Regions from separate parts of the Homo sapiens genome. Here region 2 is linked to region 1. Evidence: chromatin contacts called from ENCODE Hi-C data. All regions are on one chromosome and are shown on one strand. Each heading gives the region's core, a stretch centred on a gene start or an enhancer-like site at or near the end of the contact. The rest is flanking DNA. Distances are from core to core; before and after follow the strand shown. Region 1 holds the start of LMBRD2 (LMBR1 domain containing 2). Region 2 holds the start of FBXO4 (F-box protein 4).

Region 1 (5,714 bases), core at 1,354-3,853:
TTATGTAAACAGGTAGCTGCCACCACCACAGAGACTATCAGTTCTGGAAATACATTATTCAAGATTAGTTTGGCTACACATAACAGAAAAGTCCAATATAGTACAGACTTATACAATGCAGAATTTATTTCTCGTGTAAGTCTTGAGATAGGTGGTTATGGCAAGTTAGCAGATTATCAGAGGCCCAGGCCCCTTCTATAGTCCACATCCTTAGCAGGTGGCTTTAATCCTTATGTTCCAGGACAGATGCTGGAACTCCAGGAATCCTATCATCATCTAGACAGCAGGATGGAGAAACAAAGAAGGGTGGACCGTCTTCCTTTTAAAGAGATGTAAGAATCGGCTGGGCACGGAGGCTCACGCCTGTAATCTCAGCACTTTAGGAGGCTGAGGTGGGTGGATCATCTGAGGTCGGGAGTTCGAGACCAGCCTGACCAACATGCAGAAACCCCGTCTCCACTAAAAATACAAAATTAGCCAGGCGTGGTGGCGCATGCCTGTAATCCCAGCTACTCAGGAAGGCTGAGGCAGGGGAATTGCTTGAACATGGGAGGTGGAGGTTATGGTGAGCCGAGATTGCGCCATTGCACTCCAGCCTGGGCAATAAGAGTGAAATTTCTTCTCAAAAAATAAAAATAAAATTAATCAGAAAAAATAAGATACATCAGTAGCAATCACAATGCAGTTCTTTATGACCAGATAGCAACCTCTATGTACCTACTAATCTCGTCTTCAATGGACACAATTCCTTACGTTAAAAAGAATCTAATGTACCAATTTAAACTTGCATTTATTATATTAAGGCAATAGTCATGATTAGAAGGAAGGCAAAAAAAAATTATTCCCATATTAGGAAGATGAAGTATGTCTGTTACCGGGGCAAACTATCAAACTGAATTTCAAAACTGACAGGCTCTCCCTGAAGTCCTAGAGAGGATCTTGTGTTCACTAATTCAGATGTTGCAAGTATTCTAGTTCCCAGGTAACTCCTAGTAAAACCAAGACTGAACAAAGATATTTCTCATCTTTAAATTTAGAATCATCTCATCGATTAAACCTTCCTATCTATGAGATCTATATCTGAAGTGGGCTCTCCCAATTATTTTACATCTCAAAACTGTTTATTCTCATTATGGCATCTTAAATATTTTTGTTTATTCTTTCTCCTCCATTAGCTTACAGGCTCTCTCTGTTTTGTTCCCTTTCCTGAAGGAAACTATAATTTTTTGTGTCAAAAATATTTTCTCCTATGAGTTGCAATCTTCAGGGAAAGGACGTAGCTTCAAACAAAGGCAAATGCTTTCTCCTTAGCCAAAGTAACATAAAGGTCACTTTCTGTAAAACATCAGGATATTGCATTTTAAAATGCTTTCCATATAACATTAGTTTGATGAACGGCTTAGCCTAGGATTCTGCACCTAGTTCCAATCAAAACCAAGTTGTGAACAGATCCCTTCTTTACACCAATCTCATCTTTCAAGAACGAGCTAAAGGTTCATGAATTCCTTCCTCAAGAGGCAGTTACTTTTCAAGCTAAGGACCAAGCTTGAAACAAGCATATACCTGCACAAGGGAGGTTTAATTTCACTACAGAGCGAATCATTTTTTCAAGGAAACCAGAGGGTGTGTCATACAGCATCACTGAATATTCTAATATGCGATGAAGCTGTTATGCTTCCTTATGAACTTTATAAATCTTCATTTTTATGAGGCTTAGAATTCATCCCCCTTCCCTCTTCCACTGTTTTCCCGGGGTCACAGTTGTAGTATAGTTTGCCCAATGGATTTCGCATGGTCATTGTACCTGGAATATGTCACGCTCCCTACTCTTACTGCCCCCAAACTCTTCTCAGCAGAGATAGGCTGAAAGCAGCTCGCTTTTAGGCGGCGACGCAAACACACGTAGCCAGCTGAGCGACAGCAAGCAACCAAATGGCTTTGCTGGAGGCCCCCTGCGTGCACGGGTAAAGCTCGTTGCAAAATACAGTCCTTTCATTTATTCCCATGTTGCTATTTATGAGACCTGTCAAGGCTGCAAGGGCATGCGCAGCCTTCCCACCACACAGGACCCGCTGGGGTCTCCGGCTCCCCTAAAATTAAACCATTGTCTCTCGTTCCAACGGCGTGTTTAGCTGTTGTGCGTTATTTTACAGATAAAGGAAGGATCCCGTCCACAGACCCAATTCTTAGGGCCGCCTTCTCCCCGACGGAGGAAGAAGCTTCCTGGCAAAAGGACGAACAGGTGCGACGCCAGCAGTTCGCAGCCTCTCACCTGGCCGGCGGGCTGGGCTACTGTCACCACTCAGCAGCCAAGGACTTGGGCCCCGCAGCGGCGGCCACTCGGGGTCTGCCGGGTCCCCTCTCTTTCCGCCTGCTCTCGGCCCCGGACCCCAGACTCAAAAGCGCCTCACGCGTTCCGCCTTAGGCTCACCGTCCGATCTCGCCAGACAGCGTCTGGACGGGACCGGGAAACGGCGGCCGCCACAGCTGTCCAGGTTCTGGGATCCACGCTCAGAGACGACAGCGCTGGCGATCACCAGAAGGCCTGCGGGCTCCCGAGAAAGGAAAATCCGTCTACAGTCCAGCGGCTGACATTTCCCAGTCAGCCGTAGCGCCGCCCGCTTCCGCCTCCCCGCCTACCCCGTGGGCCGACCAGTCCCGCTCCCGCGGGGGGTTGTGGGTATCTCGAAGGCGGGTAAAGCTGCAAGGGAAGGAAGTAAGGGCGAGCCCGTCGGACTACGAAGCGGGACGGAAACTACAATTCCCAGCAGGCCTTGGGCCTCAGTGCGGCCGCGAAGCAGAGCGGGCTGTAGAGCCTTGCGCGCGCAGTGGGGATGGAACGTTGCTAGGCTTAGCGGGTCTGGCTGCTGGGGGCCCGAGCAGCACGCTCGGAGCCGCCGCGCGCCAAAGCGGGAATCTGGGAGGCGAGCAGCTCTGCAGTTAATGCACGTATTTTAAACTCCCGGGCCTGCGGACGCTATGCACAGGTAAACGGATTGCAAAAAGGGGAAGAGCATGAAATGGACCCTCTTAATAATTCTTTTAGGCCGCGAATATCGCTACTGGCTAATATTGTTAGTAATGCTGTTAAGTGAATGGTTGCTTAGCCCCTTCTTGGGGAAAGTGTGAATGGATGGATGCCTTAGTGCGGGGATCAGCGTGTGGTTTTATTTGGCTTCCCTAATTGGGCTTTTCTGCCACCGTTTTCAATCAGTGTATGATTGCCCTGTCTCTCTCCTTGTCTGTTCCCTCCACTGGGAGAAATTCTTGAGGCCTTCTGCAGGATCGTAAGTCAAAAAGCCTTCTCGATTTGTTCTTTTCATTTCTTCGTTTTCTTGGTAACTCGCCGCAGGCACATAAAAAATGCGATTCTGTTAGCTGCTGTGAAGGTTTCCTACAATGCATAAACTGCAGCTTCTTTAATTGCCTTGAAATTATTTATGGGTGTGTTTTCGAAAGGAACCGGGGGTATTGTGCACTTCTGCAGGAAGCACCTCCAGGAGATTCCAGACCTGAGTAGCAACGTTGCCACCAGCTTCACGTGGGGATGGGATTCCAGCAAGACTTCTGAACTGCTGTCAGGCATGGGGGTCTCCGCCCTGGAGAAAGAGGAGCCCGACAGTGAGAACATCCCCCAGGAACTGCTCTCAAACCTGGGCCACCCGGAGAGCCCCCCACGGAAACGGCTGAAGAGCAAAGGGAGTGACAAAGACTTTGTGATTGTCCGCAGGCCTAAGCTAAATCGAGAGAACTTTCCAGGTAAGGACATGAGGGTAAAAATGTCAGTTATGCAAAGGGTGGATTTAGCTATGTTGTTGGGAAACCTTTGTTCAGAGATCTTTAGCATGGGTTCCTTTTAAGATTGCCTAATTCTGAAGCTATTTTTCAACAAAATAGGGCAAGTCGTCAAGTATGCAGGAATCTTGGTAGATATATATATATATATATATATATATATATGTATGTTCTGGTGCATAATCACCTTGAAAATTTTAACCCATGAGAAGACATTCCTGCCTTTTTCCTTAGAAGGGAATCTGCCTGCCTCAAGGCCAGCTCAGTTTCACCGTTTAACAGAAACATAAACAGTGGTCTTCTTGTAGGATTCCTTTTGCTTTGTACCCCTGAGTGATCTTTTTGCCTTAATCACTTTAGTTATTTATCAGTGGACTGCGAAGTGAACGTTCACCTAAGTGGGGGAGACATCTCCCCAGGCCCACTCCCACCCCCATATTGGCTTCTCCTGGTATGTTCTGTCTCCATTACTGCTGACACTATCTGTTTAATCACCCAACCCGAAAACCTGAGAGTCAGTCAGCTTCCCACCGCCCCCCAACATCCAGTCATTCATCGCATCTTTCCCTCTTCTCTGGTAACTATTTCTCAAGTTCTCGTCGTCTCTTGCCTGAACTATTGGAGTGGATTCATAATTCCAACCTTCTTCTCCCCAGATCTATCCCCCGAACTAGAATGGATTGACTGAAATGTAGAACTTACTGTATCTTCCCTCCTTAATAGCTCCCCATCCCCTAGTTCCTCAAGCAGGCGAACGAGTGCCTCCCAGAGTGAACCAGAACCCTGGAGTATGCAAAAGCCATAGGATAAACAGGGCATTGACCTGGGGTTATCAGTTTTTCTTACTAGTAAGCTATTTAAAACAGTAATACAGCAAATATTTGCTGAGCACATACCATGTGCTAGGCCGTGTTCCAGGTGCTGGAGATAGAGGAGTGGGCACAACAAACATTTCTGCTCTCAGGGAGCATCCATTCTAGTGAGAGAATACAATAAACACAATAACTATTTTTATATAGTATGTTAGAAGGTGATAAGAGCTATGGCTAAAAACAAAAATAGAACAAGCCAAGAGGGAATGCAGGTCTTGGGGTGGGAAGATAGAGTGCACTTTTAAACCAGGTATTGAGAGAAAGCCTCAATTGGACAGTGACCTTTAAGCAAAGACATAAAGGAGGCAAGGAGTGTGCCATGCAAATATCTTGGAGAAAAGAGCTCCAAGCAGAAGGAACAGCCACTGCAAAGACCCTGGTGCATAAATGTGACGTATTTGTTCCAGGAACAGGGAAGCCATATTCTAAGAGTGGAATGAGCGAAAGGGAGAGTCGGGGGAGATCAGGCTGGAGGTAATGTTGAGCAGAGTTGTGATGGGACCTGATTTAACCTTCTAAAAATGACACACTGATGTGTTGAGACTCAGCTGCAGGGGCATCAAGGGTAGAAACTTAGGGTCTTTTTTAAATTTCATATTTTCAAGACGGAGTCTTGCTCTGTTGCCCAGGCTGGAATGCAGTGACCTGCTCTTGGCTCACTGTCTTCACCTGGATTCGAACGATTCTCCTGCCTCAGCCTCCTAAGTAACTGAGACTACAGGCATGCACCACCACGCCCAGCAATTTTTTTATTTTTTGTAGAGATGGAGGTTGCGGGGGCGTTCTCACCATCTTGCCCAGGCTGGTCTCAAACTCCTGGACTCAGGCGATCCTCCAGCCTTGGCCTCCCAAAGTGCTGGGATTACAGGCATGAGCCACCACACCTGGCCAAAGCTTGAAGTCTTGTTGGGGGTGAGGGTGGTCAGATTCCGGATATATTCCCACATTAAAGTCAACAGAATTTAGGAGGCTGTTGAAATCATCTGTGGAAGAGGTGATCAGAGTCTAAATTGAAATCAGGTGGGGGATGATGGCGAAGAAGAAACA
Region 2 (5,878 bases), core at 2,494-4,993, 5.8 Mb after region 1:
ATGCTGGTGTTCTTTCATGTTATTTCTTCTAGTGAAAATTTCCAAGTAAACTGTTATTGAGCATATACATTTTTAAAAAAATAAAACCATACACCCCTACTTGTTGCTTGTTTTATATTTGGCTGTTGCATCAGAATTAAAACTTTTATCATCTCAGTTTACTATTTTAACTTCTGAATGTTATTTCTTCTGGTCCTAATAACTTTTAAAGATGGGGTAATATAGTGGTTAGGATTCTGAGCTCTGGAGCCAGAAGGCCTGAGTTTAATCATAGCCCTGCCATTTATAATACTAACTGTGTGACTCTCTTTAAGTTATTTAATCTTCCTGTGCTGCCTTATCTTATTTTTAAGGCAGTAATAGTACCTACCTCAAGGATATTGAAGATAAATAAGTTAATATTCAGAGTGCTTTAGTTCAGTGTGTAGTATATAAGAGCACAAGAGAATTAGCTATTTCTAGACTGTTTCCCTTAATGTCTAGTTCTGTATATAGGCATACCTCATTTAGCATGCTGACTCATTAGCCAGACAATTGAATGACAAACTTGTTGGCCAGGAAAGCACTGCCTTTTCCTTAGTTCAAGTCATGCCGGTCTTTCTAGGTGGGAAGCAGACTTCAGAGAAGAAATCAGGACTTGGATAGGCATCTCAAATGTTTTTTGTGGATATGACTGGAAGAAAACATCCAATTAATTTTCAAAACATTTTCAGCCCTCCCTCAAAATATATATAAAACCCACTGTATTGAGATGTACTAGTCATCTAAATATGTTATACATATCCTATTTAAAACTGGATTTTTTAATCAGCCTGATTGCCTTGGCTTCTGATACCTTTTGGTCTAATTCTTAACTCACAAGTCAGAAGCATTCAATGAAATACTGGTTATTTAAATTTAAATACTATACTTAAAAATAGGTTATTCTAAATCCTTGTATAGCCACATGATTGAGTAGTATGTACCTGTAAAAATCCATGAGGTATATTTCTGTTTAACGCTACAGAGTGGTCTTATTAAGTAAAAACAAAATGGAGAAGGTATATATATATATGTGTGTGTGTGTGTGTGTGTATGTATCATATTTAAGAAAGGGAATATAAAAGTGCGTGTGTGTGTGTAGTTAAAAAAAAGAAACAATGGACCCATAACCAAAACTTTAAAAAATGGTTACTTATGGTGGAGGCAGGAGGAGAGGAACCAGATGGAAAGGACCAGGATGGAAGCTAGATTTCTCAGAATATATCTTGAATTTTCAACATTTGACTTTGGTACATATGTTATTCTAAAACGAGATTTAAGCAAAGTTAAGAAAAGCCCTACAAGTCCAAAGCAAAATGAAACAGACGACCTGCATTGCATATCAAGTTGATGGCTTGAATACACAGGTATGTTTCAGTTATCTTTAAAGCATAGTAATTTGTATGTCCATTCTTAATGGGATATATCCAAGGGCAAAAAGAAATGTGAAGAAATCTTAAACTCTTCAGTAATTAAATTGTTAATCATAACTATGTTAATATAATTAGAAATGAGGATTTTTAGTGTATGAGAAAAGATACATACAAAATCAAAGAGTAAAAACAATCTGTAATCCTAAATTTGAATGGGAAATAACACGAAGTTATGTTTTCTCTATATAAAAGACACTAGAAAGGCCTGGAAACCATGTTCAAATACCATTCCCGTCAAAATGAGCCAGAGTTTTCTGGAAATATAGCTAATTCTGGCTTGAGCAGGACAATCAAATGACTGACGGAAAATTTTTCTTTAATTCAGCTAATAAAAGGAATTATAGAACTAGAATACTAACATTTTATAACTTGTAAGCAAATAATATTCATTGATAAATGCTCTATCTTTGAGGTGAAAAACTTACAGGAAATTTGAATGGATCAGCCCAGTGAAACCACTGATCACTCCGAACATTAGAAAATGAGAATGACTTGTAGCTTTCAGTCTCAGTATATAATACCATTTACGAATGTGTTAAAGACACTATTGAGATGCCATTAATAGTGTGCAGGCCGTGTTCAGTGGGTCACACTTGTAATCCTAGCACTTTGGAAGGCCACAGCAGGAGGATCACTTGAGCCTGGGAGGTCGAGACCAGCCTGGAAAACATGGTGAAACTCCATCTCTACTAACAAAAAAAAAAAAAAAAGAAGAAGAAGAATATAGAAAAAAGAAAGTCCAGAGTGGTCCAGAAAGACCAACCTGCTTTCTTTAACAAATATCAAGGGAAAATAAAGGAGGGGGAGCTATACAATGAAACTTAAGCTTTAAGAGTATCCGTAATGTGTGACCCTTGTTGGGCTATGATTCAAACAAATCAAATGTGAAAAATTATTTTCAAAGCAGATGGGGAAGTTAAACACTGACTCGGTATTTGGTGATTTTAATGAATTAAAATTGCTTAGGTACAGTGGTCTGTTTCTTAAAATCTGTTTTTTTTAGGGACGGATACTGAGATATTTACAGATGATAGGTCTGGGATTTGTTTCAAAAGGATCCAGAATTGGGGGTGTAGTATTAGGTGAGTATAGCAACAGCACAAGATTAACCAGGTGTTGGTAATGGAATCTTGGATACTGGGCACACAGGAGCATATTATTCACTCTCCTTTTATAAATGTTCAAAATTTTCCGTAATAAAGTTTTTCTCATTCATTTAACAGATATCATTTTAATACTTTATACTTGAACTGATTTTTTTTCTTGCTCTAGTTCGTTTTTTGCTCTCAAAGTAAATCGTGTCCTAGAAAGTGATGAGAAATGCCATATGGTTAATCCGTGGTCCTTGTCCAGATTGCCTCCCAAAAACGAGGCTGCAATTTTATTGGTTATTGGCCCCTACCAACAACATGCAAATAATAAAATGTAATGAAACTTAAACTTGTATGTTACAGAGCCTTGCAGAACCTTAGTTATCAGGCTTTCTTGGATTCTGTTGACATTTAGATCCTCAGAGATTTACTTTTTGAATGTATACATACCCAGTTCTATGTAACAGATTAACTTGTAATACGTTCTCTTAAAGCACTTTTAAAGTAAGCCCAAAGTAAGTAGAATGGGCATCTGGTTTGAGAATTAAAAAACTCACTAGTGGGATTTCAACACCACCACATCTGGGTTCTTCTAGCCGTTTTTTGCCGCCCTTGCAAATTTTAAATGTGCTTATATTTTTGCATAGTGGGTCCAGACTTCTCATTTTGGCAAAAGGTTCTTTGTAATTGGCCCGCTGACTGCCTCTCTAGTCTGTTTTTGCTGATACTCAAGAAAATAAATGGTAACTTGGTGATTGAGGAAATAACACACACAAAAAACACCCCATACGTAGTATGGTAGTGCTGAAAAGGAAGCAAGTGGTTATTAAGCCCAAGACAGTGGCAGAGGTCTATCGAACAAGCGGAGTCGCCTAGGACCAGGCATAGTGGAAATGATCCCGGAGAGAACATCTTGAATGAAGCCAGGAAGTCAGCGGGCCAGAGGTTGTACAGGGGCTCTGCGGTTGGCGTGGCTGAGGTTGAGGCCACAAGTTACTGGGGAAGTTAATTGTTGACAGGAGCTTCGTACTCGGCTCACAGCCACGCACAGTGGGCTTCCTCCCAGTACCCGCCCTTGCCCCTGGGCCTAACCCTGCCCTGGAGGCGGACTCGCGGGAGAAGCGGGAGGCGGAACGCCCGAGGGCGCCCTCGGCTGGCGCGGAGCTGCGCAGGAGGCTGACGCGCTAGCGTGGCTCTAAGACGCGTCACCCACGCTGCGGGCAAGCCATGGCGGGAAGCGAGCCGCGCAGCGGAACAAACTCGCCGCCGCCGCCCTTCAGCGACTGGGGCCGCCTGGAGGCGGCCATCCTCAGCGGCTGGAAGACCTTCTGGCAGTCAGTGAGCAAGGAGAGGGTGGCGCGTACGACCTCACGGGAGGAGGTGGATGAGGCGGCCAGCACCCTGACGCGGCTGCCGGTGAGCGTCGGCCGCAGGCCGCGGAGGACAGTGGGGCCGGCCCGGGCCGGAGGGACCTCCCCTGGAGCCCCCCGGGGCCTGGGGAACTCTCGCGCCCCGGCCTGGGTCTGGCTCCGTCCATGCAGCCATTCCTGGCAGTGTAGTCACCGAGAAGCTACAGTTGATCAGAAGCGTCTTGGCGTGGACCCTGGTGCTCCGCAGGGGGCCCGAACATCTCAGGGAAGCACCTTCATGGGGCCCCTGGGGACCCTCCCGATCGCCCTCAGGTTTTCCACCCGCCAAAACAGGCACATGTGACTAGGACACCCTGAATGTCCGGTTACGGAAATGAGACAGTTCCCAACTTGCTGATTAGCTTGGGAAAGCATTCCAGCGTCCCTGTTCCCAGCGTCTTTGATTCCGGATCACTGTACCAAAACACTTGGAGGGCCAAGGTTTTTACCCTCTCAAGAGGACATTGTGCCTGTGGCTGTTATTGTGTATTTGAAGAAACAAAACGGCCCCTCAGTTGAAAATAAATGACTTAAGTTACAAGTGCCTCAAGTTACATCAAGGCCACGAGAATGACACACATAACTTATTGTTAAACTTTGGGGTAGATAGGTAAATGAAGAGAACAAAAATTATTGAAAATTATTACAATTCTTTGTCTCATTTGGACTATTGACACCTCTCTCCAATGTGTATATCAACGTGAAAGCTGCAGGTTTAGAATGCCTCCAAGTTTCTCCTTGCAGAGGTTTTTCATAACATTTTAATAGATTCTGTAGAGGAACTAAGATGACAAATTTACGGCCGGGCGCGGTGGCTCACGCCTGTAATCCCAGCACTTTGGGAGACCCAGGTGGGCGGATCACGAGGTCAGGAGATCAAGACCATCCTGGCTAACACGGTGAAACCCCGTCTCTACTAAAAATATAAAAAATTAGCCGGGCTTGGTGGCAGGCGCCTGTAGTCCCAGCTACTTGGGAGGCTGAGGCAGGAGCATGGCGTGAACCTGGGAGACGGAGCTTGCAGTGAGCCGAGATCTTGCCACTGCACTCCAGCCTGGGCGACAGAGCGAGACTGTGTCTCAAAAAAGAAAAAGACAAATGTACACTCTTTGATTTGGTCTGATGATAAAATCAGATAAAGGTTGATATGGGTTTTATTTTGAAGGACAAATTATTTCCTTAACTAATTTATGTAACTAACTGGTATATCCAAATATCTCTGAGGAAAAATTAAAGGAACTGGTGATTTTGCTGGAAAAATAGCAAGACAGTGGTTGCTTTTTCAGGAATGTTTCAGGTGTTTCAGAAATTAAATGTTTAACAACTACGAAACTAAAATGTTCAGTTATGATCCTTTGCTGATAGCAGGAAAATAATAGATTTAATTATTAATGGTAGATTTAGTTATTAAAAATACTAGTCAGTTGACCTTTTGTTATTTATTTGTTGATTATGTGGTTTATCACCCAAAAACTATTTTCTTCATTCCTTTTTCCTACCTGCTGCTTTCTTCTGTTTCAGATTGATGTACAGCTATATATTTTGTCCTTTCTTTCACCTCATGATCTGTGTCAGTTGGGAAGTACAAATCATTATTGGAATGAAACTGTAAGAGATCCAATTCTGTGGAGATACTTTTTGTTGAGGGATCTTCCTTCTTGGTCTTCTGTTGACTGGAAGTCTCTTCCAGATCTAGAAATCTTAAAAAAGCCTATATCTGAGGTCACTGATGGTGCATTTTTTGACTACATGGCAGTGTAAGTATCTAGTTTTATGAATTAAAAAGAAGCTATTAAATTTTCCTGTATTACTAGTCAATATCCAAGTTAATCCTGACCCTGCTACTGATTTGTTGCGTGGATTTGGGGTCTAATTGTTCTCGTCAAAACTGGGAGTTAAATGACTTCCTTCATAGGACCCTTTC

The links. A loop is a pair of places that touch in the nucleus more often than their neighbours do. Pooled maps may share reads with other maps.
Region 2: a loop to region 1 is called in a map of CD4-positive, alpha-beta T cell, with 8 times the contacts of the local background. The contact joins the promoter of FBXO4 here to the promoter of LMBRD2 in region 1. A Hi-C loop is called at or near these places in 2 of 168 maps with a recorded cell type or tissue (CD4-positive, alpha-beta T cell and naive thymus-derived CD4-positive, alpha-beta T cell) and 8 of 50 pooled maps.

Annotation. Positions count from the first base shown.
Region 1 is chr5:36,149,284-36,154,997 of GRCh38, forward strand. It overlaps LMBRD2 (LMBR1 domain containing 2), which reads right to left and starts at 2,604. Exons shown (of 18, transcript NM_001007527.2): 1 at 2,273-2,604. SKP2 (S-phase kinase associated protein 2) reads left to right here and starts at 2,828. Exons shown (of 10, transcript NM_005983.4): 1 at 2,828-2,987; 2 at 3,488-3,759. The coding sequence starts at 2,980. RefSeq lists silencers at 1,875-1,934, 2,535-2,674 and enhancers at 1,888-2,871, 2,945-3,134.
Region 2 is chr5:41,921,538-41,927,415 of GRCh38, forward strand. It overlaps FBXO4 (F-box protein 4), which reads left to right and starts at 3,744. Exons shown (of 7, transcript NM_012176.3): 1 at 3,744-3,961; 2 at 5,476-5,711. The coding sequence starts at 3,773. RIMOC1 (RAB7A interacting MON1-CCZ1 complex subunit 1) reads left to right here. Exons shown (of 6, transcript NM_175921.6): 6 at 1-99. RefSeq lists a silencer at 4,002-4,181.